Linked DNA regions of Homo sapiens: region 1 is linked to region 2. Evidence: chromatin contacts called from ENCODE Hi-C data. All regions are on one chromosome and are shown on one strand. The core of a region is the stretch at or near the end of the contact, and the rest is flanking DNA. Distances in the headings are between cores, read along the strand shown.

The links. Hi-C counts contacts between places; a loop is a spot of excess contacts on that map. Pooled maps may share reads with other maps.
Region 1: a map with no recorded cell type shows a loop between it and region 2 (18-fold over the local background). The contact joins the promoter of UFL1-AS1 here to the enhancer-like site in region 2. A Hi-C loop is called at or near these places in 3 of 37 single-sample maps with no recorded cell type and 2 of 50 pooled maps.

Annotation. Positions count from the first base shown.
Region 1 is chr6:96,519,240-96,524,155 of GRCh38, reverse strand. It overlaps UFL1-AS1 (UFL1 antisense RNA 1), which reads left to right and starts at 2,442. Exons shown (of 4, transcript XR_007059687.1): 1 at 2,442-4,916. UFL1 (UFM1 specific ligase 1) reads right to left here and starts at 2,350. Exons shown (of 19, transcript NM_015323.5): 1 at 2,206-2,350; 2 at 865-1,010. The coding sequence starts at 2,282. RefSeq lists enhancers at 1,018-1,889, 2,556-2,745, 1,890-2,761, 2,762-3,633, 3,634-4,507.
Region 2 is chr6:97,666,450-97,671,342 of GRCh38, reverse strand. All of the region lies in intron 3 of LOC101927314 (a long non-coding RNA gene), which reads right to left. Among named protein-coding and RNA genes, the nearest start is that of MIR2113, 360 kb to the left of the region's middle. RefSeq lists an enhancer at 2,276-3,134. Within about 2 kb of position 2,007, at least 5 of the 41 ENCODE cell types and tissues checked have a DNase peak (open chromatin) inside an H3K27ac peak, as active enhancers do.

The DNA.
Region 1 (4,916 bases), core at 1,193-3,692, 1.1 Mb after region 2:
GCCAATTATGAGCACCAACTGGCACACAAATTGGCTCTATCTATGAAGGGTATTCATTTCCCTTCACAATTCAGAATTTATCTACTGTGATCAAAGAGATATTGACAACTAAATTAAGATGAACTTTTTTTCAATTATTTGATACTAAAAGGTAGGCTTCTACATATCAGCATAAGAAAATCTGTTAAGTAATTCAAATTATAGCTCATATTTTAAAGGTACTATGAAGGAAAATAGATAAATAAAAAAAGACAAAGACCAATGTTACACTCTGATAATATGAAGAGAGGCTTTCATAATTGCTTCTATTTTAATCAAATAGTATTCAAATATGCTTGGTAGTCTGTTCAAATTTTAAGAAGACAAAGGAAACCAACTTTGTGCGTGTTTTTAACAGCATTTCATACAATATGATTGGTGTAGCACCACACTGGATTGAGTTACCTAATTTGTAAGTACAAGTAAGCCTTAAAAAGAAATACAGCCTTGATTTTCAAAAATCTATAATCCTGTAAGATACTGTCCCCCTTCACAATTACCACCTAATAAAAGGCAGCTGAATACCCTTCCCTGAGTCATGCAATAAATTAATGAATTGTAAAAAGAAACAATTAATTCATGTATAGTACACATAACTCAAAATGATAAAATATTTTAAGTGACAACATTTGAGTTCATTTAAATTATATGACCATGTTTGCATGAACCCAGTAAAAATATTAAGCCTGATTATCAAATTAACAATTGAAAACGATATCTTACAATCTATAATTTAGTATGCAATTACATGTTTACGGGTTTTGTTTGTTTGTTTTGCCCCTTCCAAAAATCCAAGAAAAAAAAAAACACTAAAGAATTACCTACCACCTCGGACATGTAGCTCATCTCTCATTTCTTTACTAATTTGGGCTGGAGTAATATATTCCTTTCCATCGAGTGTATGAACTACTTCTAGCTGTTTCTGAGCAATCAATTTATTAACAATCTCAATGCAGTTCCGCTCGGACAACCTGAGGGAAAGAAAAAAAGTTGTTTCAAAAGTCCACTTGAGACATTGGCGCTCAATAAAATTAATACAATGTATGAAAACAGGCTTTTAAAAAGTTTGTTTAGTCACTAACTTCTACATCACAATATCTGTATTTTTCACTAACTGATTCAATAAGTTAAAAAAAAACCTTTCAGAGTAAGTAGGTTTACATATGCTTAAATCATTTATTTAATTGGTACACATCATCCCATCACAAATTTCAAGTCTGTTGTCTCTTACAGGCCTGCTTCCAATCTTCAAATCTGAAGGGAAAATTGAAGACATTTATTTAGGTAGGAAAAAAGAAAAAACAAAACAAAACAAAACAAAAAATGCCCTAATTTCCAGTTTAATCAGAATTTTCTTTTAAATTAAGTGCATAATTGCCTCACTTACACACATGGTCTGCAAGCAGGCAGGGGATGTGGCCTAGTGAAACCATAACTTTTACCCACGTTAGTTACCCATGCAGTTACGAGTTTGCTATCAGTGGTAGAAAATACAGCATAAGGGGATTGCTGTCTTCCGGCTCAAAAGGAATAAAACATCGCAGGTAGGAAGTAGTCAAAGAATAGAAAGGCTTCTATTAGCGTTATTTTTAAAAAGCAGAGTTAGGCTCCTCTGGACACATCCTCCAAAGGTTAGTGGGCTTGTAGAAAATGTCAGTGCCCTGAATAACAGATGGGGTCAGGGGTCTAGCCCTAGGTCTGTTACGAGAGATAAAAGGGCAAGAAGTTTTAAGGATCAACATACTATTTGCCAAGTACTGTACTGGGGGCGGGGGTTAGCCTCTCCTTTCGAGCTCATTCTAGATCAGGAAGTGTATAATAGCCAAGATGTCACAGTGATTTGGTGGTTGGTGGGTGAGGGAGGGTCAAAGAAATGCTCAATAAAGGCAGCTCGAAATCACCGGCCCCGTCCATGGTGGGGCGGGGCGCGCCAGCATTTCGCTGCAGCTGGGCTGGGGGGCTCCAGGGCGTCCTAGGCTGAGGACTTTCCCGCCGAGCCTTGGACTTGGAACTGCGATCCAGGCTCGGGACAGAGGGAGGAGGAGAGAATGGTGACAAGCAGCGAGAAGACCCGGGATGCAGGGCCGCGGGTCTAAAGTCCCAGATACAGGCGTGTCCGCCCACGGCCTAATTTGGGCTCCACAAAGGAGAGGGAGGGTCGGGCACCTCTGCGTGGCCTCGGCGAACTGCGCCCGCTGGAAGTCGGCCGCCAACCGCCTAATCTCTTCCCAGGCGTCCGCCATCACGGCCTGACTCGCAGTAGACGCGGAGGAACTGCAGACACGTCAGCCGACAGGCGGTGGGAGAAGAGAGGCGGAACGGGCCGCGCAGAGGGACAAGAGGCTCCGCCCCCGACGCAGACACACCAAACGCTTGCGCCCGAGGCGCGGGGGGCGGGCGGAAGTGCCGTGGTTGTACCGCGGCGCTGGGGGTTCCTCCCGGCGAGACTGGCGGGGCTGCGGCGGCTAGGAGAGTGGTGCGTAGGTGTTTCTGGGGGGGTCGTGGGCAGGATGCAGGGCTCAGTAAAGTTTAGTGTCAGAACTTTGTTTGCGCTACCCCTAATATTTCCGTAGAGTAATAGTTGTATTAACTACTTTTCTTTTTTCTTCTGTCCTCCATTTGTTTTGGGGGAGGGTGCGGAGGAATAAGCCTGTGTCTAAGATTGGCGCCTCTCTTCTCTAGCTGTTAACTCTGAGCATTCCCTTTTGTATAGGGTATCGTGTTAATTTTTACATGCACCCAGAGCAGTCTGCCTTTTGGAAGATACATGGGAGACCCTACCGAAAGTAATTACTTTTTTTTTACAGAGTGAATAAATTTGCGTGTCATAAAGGCTGTATAATTGCTTTCGTGTCTAGAGTTCTAGAGTCTTTCGTATTTCTCTTATTGCAATGATTAACTTCATCAAATAATGAGGAATATAAACATAAGGTGCATGGCTATCAAGGAAACAGGGAAAGCAAAGAGAACATGTATCCTGCTTCCCTGTTGAGTAGATATTTACTCAGGTGTACCTTTCTTTTTTATATCTTTTTTATATCTTATGAATTGAAAATAAATCATGGGACCCCCAAATCACTAAGCTAAAGGGAAAAGTCATACTGGGAACTGCTTAGGGAATCCTGCCTCCCATTCTATTCAAAGTCACCCCTCTGCTCACTGAGATAAATGCATGTCTGATTGCCTCATTTGGAGAGGCTCATAAGAGAATGCAACTGTCTGTTATCTACCTATGACTTGGAACTTCCTCCCCACTTGGAGTTGCCCCGCTTTTCCAGATCAGACCAATGTTTATCTTACATATATTGATTGCTGCCCCATGTCTCCCTAAAATGTGTAAAACCAAGCTGTGCCCCAGCCACCTTGGGCGCATGTTGTCAGGATCTGTGCCATGTCATGGATGCAAGTTCTTAACTTTGGCTAAATAAACTTTCTGAGTTGATTGTGACCTGTCTCAGATATTTGGAGTTCATGTATCTCACTCTTTACTATTTAAAAAATATTATTCCAGTTAGAAAGAATGAATAATATCAAGTATTTGATAGCACAGCAGGGTGACTAGTTGTCAGAGGCGTTTGAACTAGAGCAACTCCATCTTGAATAGGGGCTGGGTAAAATAAGGCTGAAACCTACTGGGCTGCATTCCCAGGAGGTTAGTCACAGAGTGAGATAGAAGGTCCACAGGCAGGAAAAACAAGTCATAAAGACCTTGCCGATAAAACAGGTTGCAGTAGTGAAGCCAACCAAAACCCACCAGAAACCAAGATGATGAATACAGTGACCTCTGGTCGTCTTCACTGCTCATTATATGCTAATTATAATTCATTATCATGTTAAAAGACACCCCCACCAGTGCCATGACAGTGTACAGATGCCATGGCAACGTCTGGAAGTTACCTTATATGGGTCTAAAATGGGGAGGAACTCTCAGCCCTGGGAATTGCCTACACCTTTCCTTGGAAAACTTGTGAATAATCCACCCCTTGTTTAGCTGTAATCAAGAAATAACTATAGGTATCCTTAGGCCAGCAGCTCAAGCCGTTGCTCTGCCTATGGAATAGCCATTTTTTTTTTCCTTTGCTTTCTTTATAAACTTGCTTCACTTTATGGATTTGCTTTCAATTCTTTCTTGTATGAAATCCAAAAACCTTCTCTTGGGGTCTGGATTGGGACACCTTTCCGGAAGTACAGTCAATAATAATTCAATTGTACATTTTAAAAAACAAAGTACAAGTGGATTGTTTGTAACACAAAGGAAATGCTTGAGGTAATGGATACCACATTTACCCTGATGTGATAATTACATGCTGTATGCCTGCATCAAAATATTTCATGTACTCCATAAATATATACACCTACTATGTACCTACAAAAATTAAAAACTAAAAAATAAAAATATTCCTTTTAATCATATATTGATAGAGTTGGTAAAGGGGAGCTATTTCAATTTCTTTTCCATCTAAGTACATTACTGTGGGCAACTCAAATCCAATGCCATAAACGTAATTGTCTATTAAATTCCCCAGCTTTATTTAAAAGACAGGAACTCAGTCATAAAACCTTCCACTAAGTACTGCTAGAAAATGACAATGGCTACCTGATTATGGACCAAGAGGGAAAACACCAGAAGTCAAAGAGGTAGTTTGGAAGGTGGTAGGTAGTGTGGTTCCAGAGAGCATCAAGCTTCAAAACAAGCAGAAACATTCATTCCTAAAACACATATTTATTAATTCTCTATCAGATGCCATGGAGCACAGTGGTGGATAAGGAAGACATGGTCTGGCCGTAACAATTTTGAAATCTAATGAAGCAGATTAAAAAGATAAGTACTTACAATAAAAGTGTGGAAATTCTAACAATAGGGGAAGTATAGGGCA
Region 2 (4,893 bases), core at 758-3,257:
AGGATTGAGAAAAGATCCTTGAGAAAGGACTGCATTTATTGTGAATGGAAAGAAATGGTTCATAACTCCTCCTTTTCTCCTTATTTCAAGAAACTCCTGAAATCTTATCTTGTCCATAAAACCTTCCCATTTCTTGCTTCTCTCTACATCGTACACTTCTATGATGATTCTAACTGTTCCCTCTACTCTCTTCACTGACCCATTGGCATAGAATGTTATTTGCATGCAATTGTTAATTTAGTTTATACACTTAGCTAGTGGCTGTCTTCTAGTCTTTGTGCCTTGTGTGTAAAACTTTGTTAATTCTATATGTCTTAGAGAAAAAAGCTCCCTGGTAGCCTAGGCTTGCTTTTCTTGCCTCTCCATTTGCATAATGTTGTATAGCACCATGTAAATACAGATACTTGATTAATGGTTTCTGACAGATGCTATCAAATAAAATATCAGTACTGCAAAATTATAAATGTATATAGTTCTTCTAACCATAATTTTGATCCTTTTTTTCTAAATCCACATAATTTCACTTTGTCTTGAGCTATACTCCTTGGTGCACTGTAATTTGAATAAAACATACACCTGAAAGATCTACTTAAGAGGAAAAAGACATAAAAACTAAATTGAGAAGCTAAATCAGGCTATTAAAAATAATCAATATTCCCCCATGGGATATCTTCTCTCTCCCTTGCTTCCTCCCTCCCTCGTGTGTGTGTGTGTGTGTGTGTGTGTGTGTCTGTGTCTCACAATGCTTCCATAATGCAACATCCTAGAAAGAGGTGATTGTCAGGATAATAATCTTTATATCACCTATCACCTAACATGTTTATTATCACTTACCTTTATTTAAATACGCAATAGTGAAATGAGTTCATCTGCACCCATCCCTTTTAGTGCAGATTTTTGGTTTGCCCTTAGTATAGCCAAGAAAGAAGATCCCAGCTGGTAACTTTCTCAAAAAGAAAAGAAGAAATGATTTGTAATGGACTGAGCTCAGGGTAAAATGTCAGGTGATCCTGATTTTTTGGGTTACAAAAATCCTTCAAACTTTAAGCTGCTACTAGCCTTGTAGAGATTCTGAACCACTGGAGATGTTAAGTAGAGATTCAGCAGAACTGAAGTATCTTCATGGATTTTATCACTTTGTTGTATAACTGAAACTATAGTTACCATCAGTCACTGTTATTTTATTTCGTGTGTGGTGTGTGTGTGTGTGTGTGTGAGAGAGAGAGAGAGAGAGAGAGAGAAAGAGAGAGAGAGAAAGAGAGATACATTTTGGTCATTTTATTTAAAAATAGTTCACCTTCAGAAATAGAAATATGGGATCTATTGATAAACAATGGTACCACTACGACTCTTAAAATTCAAGAAAACAATTAATTACACAAGAAGAGCTACCCTAAAGTTCTCTCCAGAGAGGTCCCAAAGTCAAGATAAAAAGTCTGTTGTTGGGGACATTTTCAGCATAACCTTCTCCTGGGCAGAAAAATGAGTCACTGCCCATATTTCTCAGTTAATATTTTCTTGCCTTATTTTAATGTAGGAAAATACAGAAACGATCTACAGCTGTAAGAATGTGAAATATTCGGGCATCATTCGGGGTTCTCATATGACAAGATTTATCAATCTTTAAAATGCTCAAAAGGCTGTGAGAACAAAAACTGTCAAACACAATCACACAACGGGGCTCCACAGCACCAGAAGAAATTAAGTGAGGATTTCACCAAGTAAGCTGCTCCTTCACACACTCACAGCAGCCAAGAAGAAACAGCAAGCGCTGCGGAGTTGGAAAAAACCTTGCCTCACATGTGGAATAGAACGACACCTACATAGAAAAATAGCGAGCTGGTGCAGTTATCGGCACTGACATTTCAGCTCAACTCCCTCCCTCCCTCTCTCTCTCTTTCCTCCTCAGTCCCACGGGCAGCTGCGGCATTGACAGAAGGCCTGTGTCAGTTTCCATCTGACTGTCACTCTCACTTCTGCCTCTATTATCAGCAGTGCACTGGGGCAGTCCCCGCTTGGAAGGGCTGCTGATCTCTATCTCTCCACTCTACGCTGCCCCTGCCATGAACCTGACTAAGAAGGAGCCAGCCAGAGAGAGCAGGGGGGAAAGGCTGTGCTCTGGGAAAGGGAACTGGGGGAGGGAGGAGGCGGGCGGTTGGGAGGGAAGAGGATGAGAAAAGAAAAGAGAGAAAAACCAACCAAAAAAGGTTAGGGAGGGTAGGGGTGGGCCAGAGGGTGGGGGCGGTAGCGAAGAGGAACAGACCGAGATGAGTGGGGGGCACTGATACAGTTTGGGTCCTTTTCTTATTTTTCCTATCCATTCTCCAGCGTTCAGTCTTTTGTGTCAGCTTTCAGAAATGCTCTGTTTGACTGGCAGCCTGTCACAGATCAGTTACCACCTAAAGCCGCTTGGCAGCGAGAGGTGACGGCCCAGGAAGGGATCTAAGTGGGTTTATCAGTGCTTCTTTACGCCTCGTGAGCTCCTTGACACAAAAGGAAAGGGTATTAAAGATCTAAAGCGAGCCCAAAAGCGTGAAAGCTCCTTATAGGCTGCAGGATGTGGATGTGACTAAATTTTTAAATATTTTGAGTTGATGCTATTCATTTTGCCAATAGAGTAGAAAGAATTTTTGTTACAGAAATGAGTGTATGTTCCACTTGAGTGAGATTTGGAAAAGGGAGGAAGTCCCTAAAATATGTGCTTAGAATATTACAACCGCCCTGTATTTAAAATCATGCATCTGTTTTGAATATAAATAAAATGAGACGCATTTTAAATAAAAATTTAACATTTACATGATTCAAGTTCATTTTAACATTACAGATTTCACTTTTTATGTTTAAACATTATAATTTAATATTCGGCATTTAATTTTTTTGGTGGAAATGGTAAATATGGAAAAGATCCAGAATTCATTAGTTCTCTGCCATATCTTCTCTCTTGGTCCTTTATGCATGGATTATTATTAAAGTAGTGTATTTTTAGCATGCCAATAGCTTCTCTCAACACATTCCTACAATGATAATGGTCCTACTACAGATATCCAAGGCACAGAGCCGTCCCCTTTTTTACCTAATGATAATATTTACTACTATTTTGTTATCTATCTTAAAAGGCCAAGGCTTCCATGGAATATCATTTGAGACGTATGATAATGAATTATCAATGATAACCTACTTTCTGATATCCAGACCGGACAGATTTAATTTAGAAAATGAGTACACCAAACATACTTCTGATCCCACAAACCACATATGATCATGGCAGCCAGTTTCTCATCACAAGCTATTAACTCTGGCATCAGGAGGCCCTGCATCCTGAATGCCTGCTAAAGGATTCTGGATTTGATTTTTTGTTATAATGAAAATCATGAGAAAATAAGTGATTTTTAATAATGTGTTAAAATAGGAAGTTTTCTAATTTCTTGATTTTACATAGAAAAGGCACCCCTTTTTAGTCCCTTTATTGTTTGTTTGCCAACCTGGTTTCTTTCCCCCTTTTTTTAGACTCCATGAATATTACCAAACCTCTCTCAGAGAAATTCCTGCTTGGCTGAAATTCTCTATTTCTTGACATCAATTTATAGACTAATAGATGTGTGAGGATAATCAAATTCAGCTCTATCATTTTATATATAAATACGTGTTTAAACAGTTTCCTACCTATACAGTGCCCTACATAATCTTACTGAGTCCATATTATTATTATTTAAAAATAAATAAAATAAGATTATCTAAGGAACAAAGAAGTCAAGCAAAAAAAGCACATGGGCAAAGGGATTTTGGGGTCAGAAAGACTTAGTCTTCTAGTTACTAACTGCATGGCCTTAGGTAAGTTAACCCTGACATTAACTATTCTAAACTTGGTTCTCTAATCTATAATGGGGAAAAAAATCTACCTTATAGTGTTGCTATGAGAATTAATGAGATAACACACTAAAATTTGGGGTACAATGAATAGCACATGGTAAGCATTCAATAAATAATTGCTATATTATTTCTAATTATTAGTCCAACCAGGCATCAGGTTGTGCACAGGTGTTATCACTTAAAACAAAGACGCCTGCTTTGTTTAAATTTGGGGTTAAATAGTTCAACTTGGAAACCCTGGTTAGCATTGTGAAAACAATTGTCTGTCAATTGCTTCCATACTGTTATTTATTGTTCTAAATTATCAAGACTTCTACAATAAGTAGAAGCTCTTCATTTTTCATTGAAACTAAGAGTCAAAAAGAAAGAGAAGATCCAGTAGAAGCAGGCTTTTCAGGTATGTTTACCATGAAGCATTCAGAATTTCAGTATGACTTTTACCTCAGTTTCAGAAGCTATAGAATTAAGTTAATTGTGTTACTTTTTATTGTAAACAGGCTATAGTCCCACAAAAACTATTTTCATACTGGCCAACATCAATCAGATCAGTGAGGACACCACATAGGATAGTTAGGAAGATGTAGGAGATGATGTAGGGGGTAAGGAGCAAATTTAAAAAAAAAAAAGAAAAGAAAATTAAAATTTTAAATTATCAGTCAAGGTCTCATTGTCTAACCTCATCTTCAACCAAATTTATCTCATGACTGGTATCTTCTATTAATGGCAATTAATTACATAAAACAGAAAGGAGAAGATCATTGACTGCAGTCTCAATGGCAATTTTTCAAATCCATGACCAGGGAAGAAGGAGGAGCTGAAAGAATGGTAAAGCTTGTTCAATCCCCATATGTGCCCATTAACTTCACAAAAAGAAAACTGCTCCTAGACACAGCCCCAACCGCCGCTGGTCATCTCACAAATGTGCCACTGGTCATGTACAAAAGAATGTGGATGGCTCTTGTCACAACTTCTAAAAATCATGGTGGGAATAGTGACTATGTCTACTTACTGAACAATGCTCAA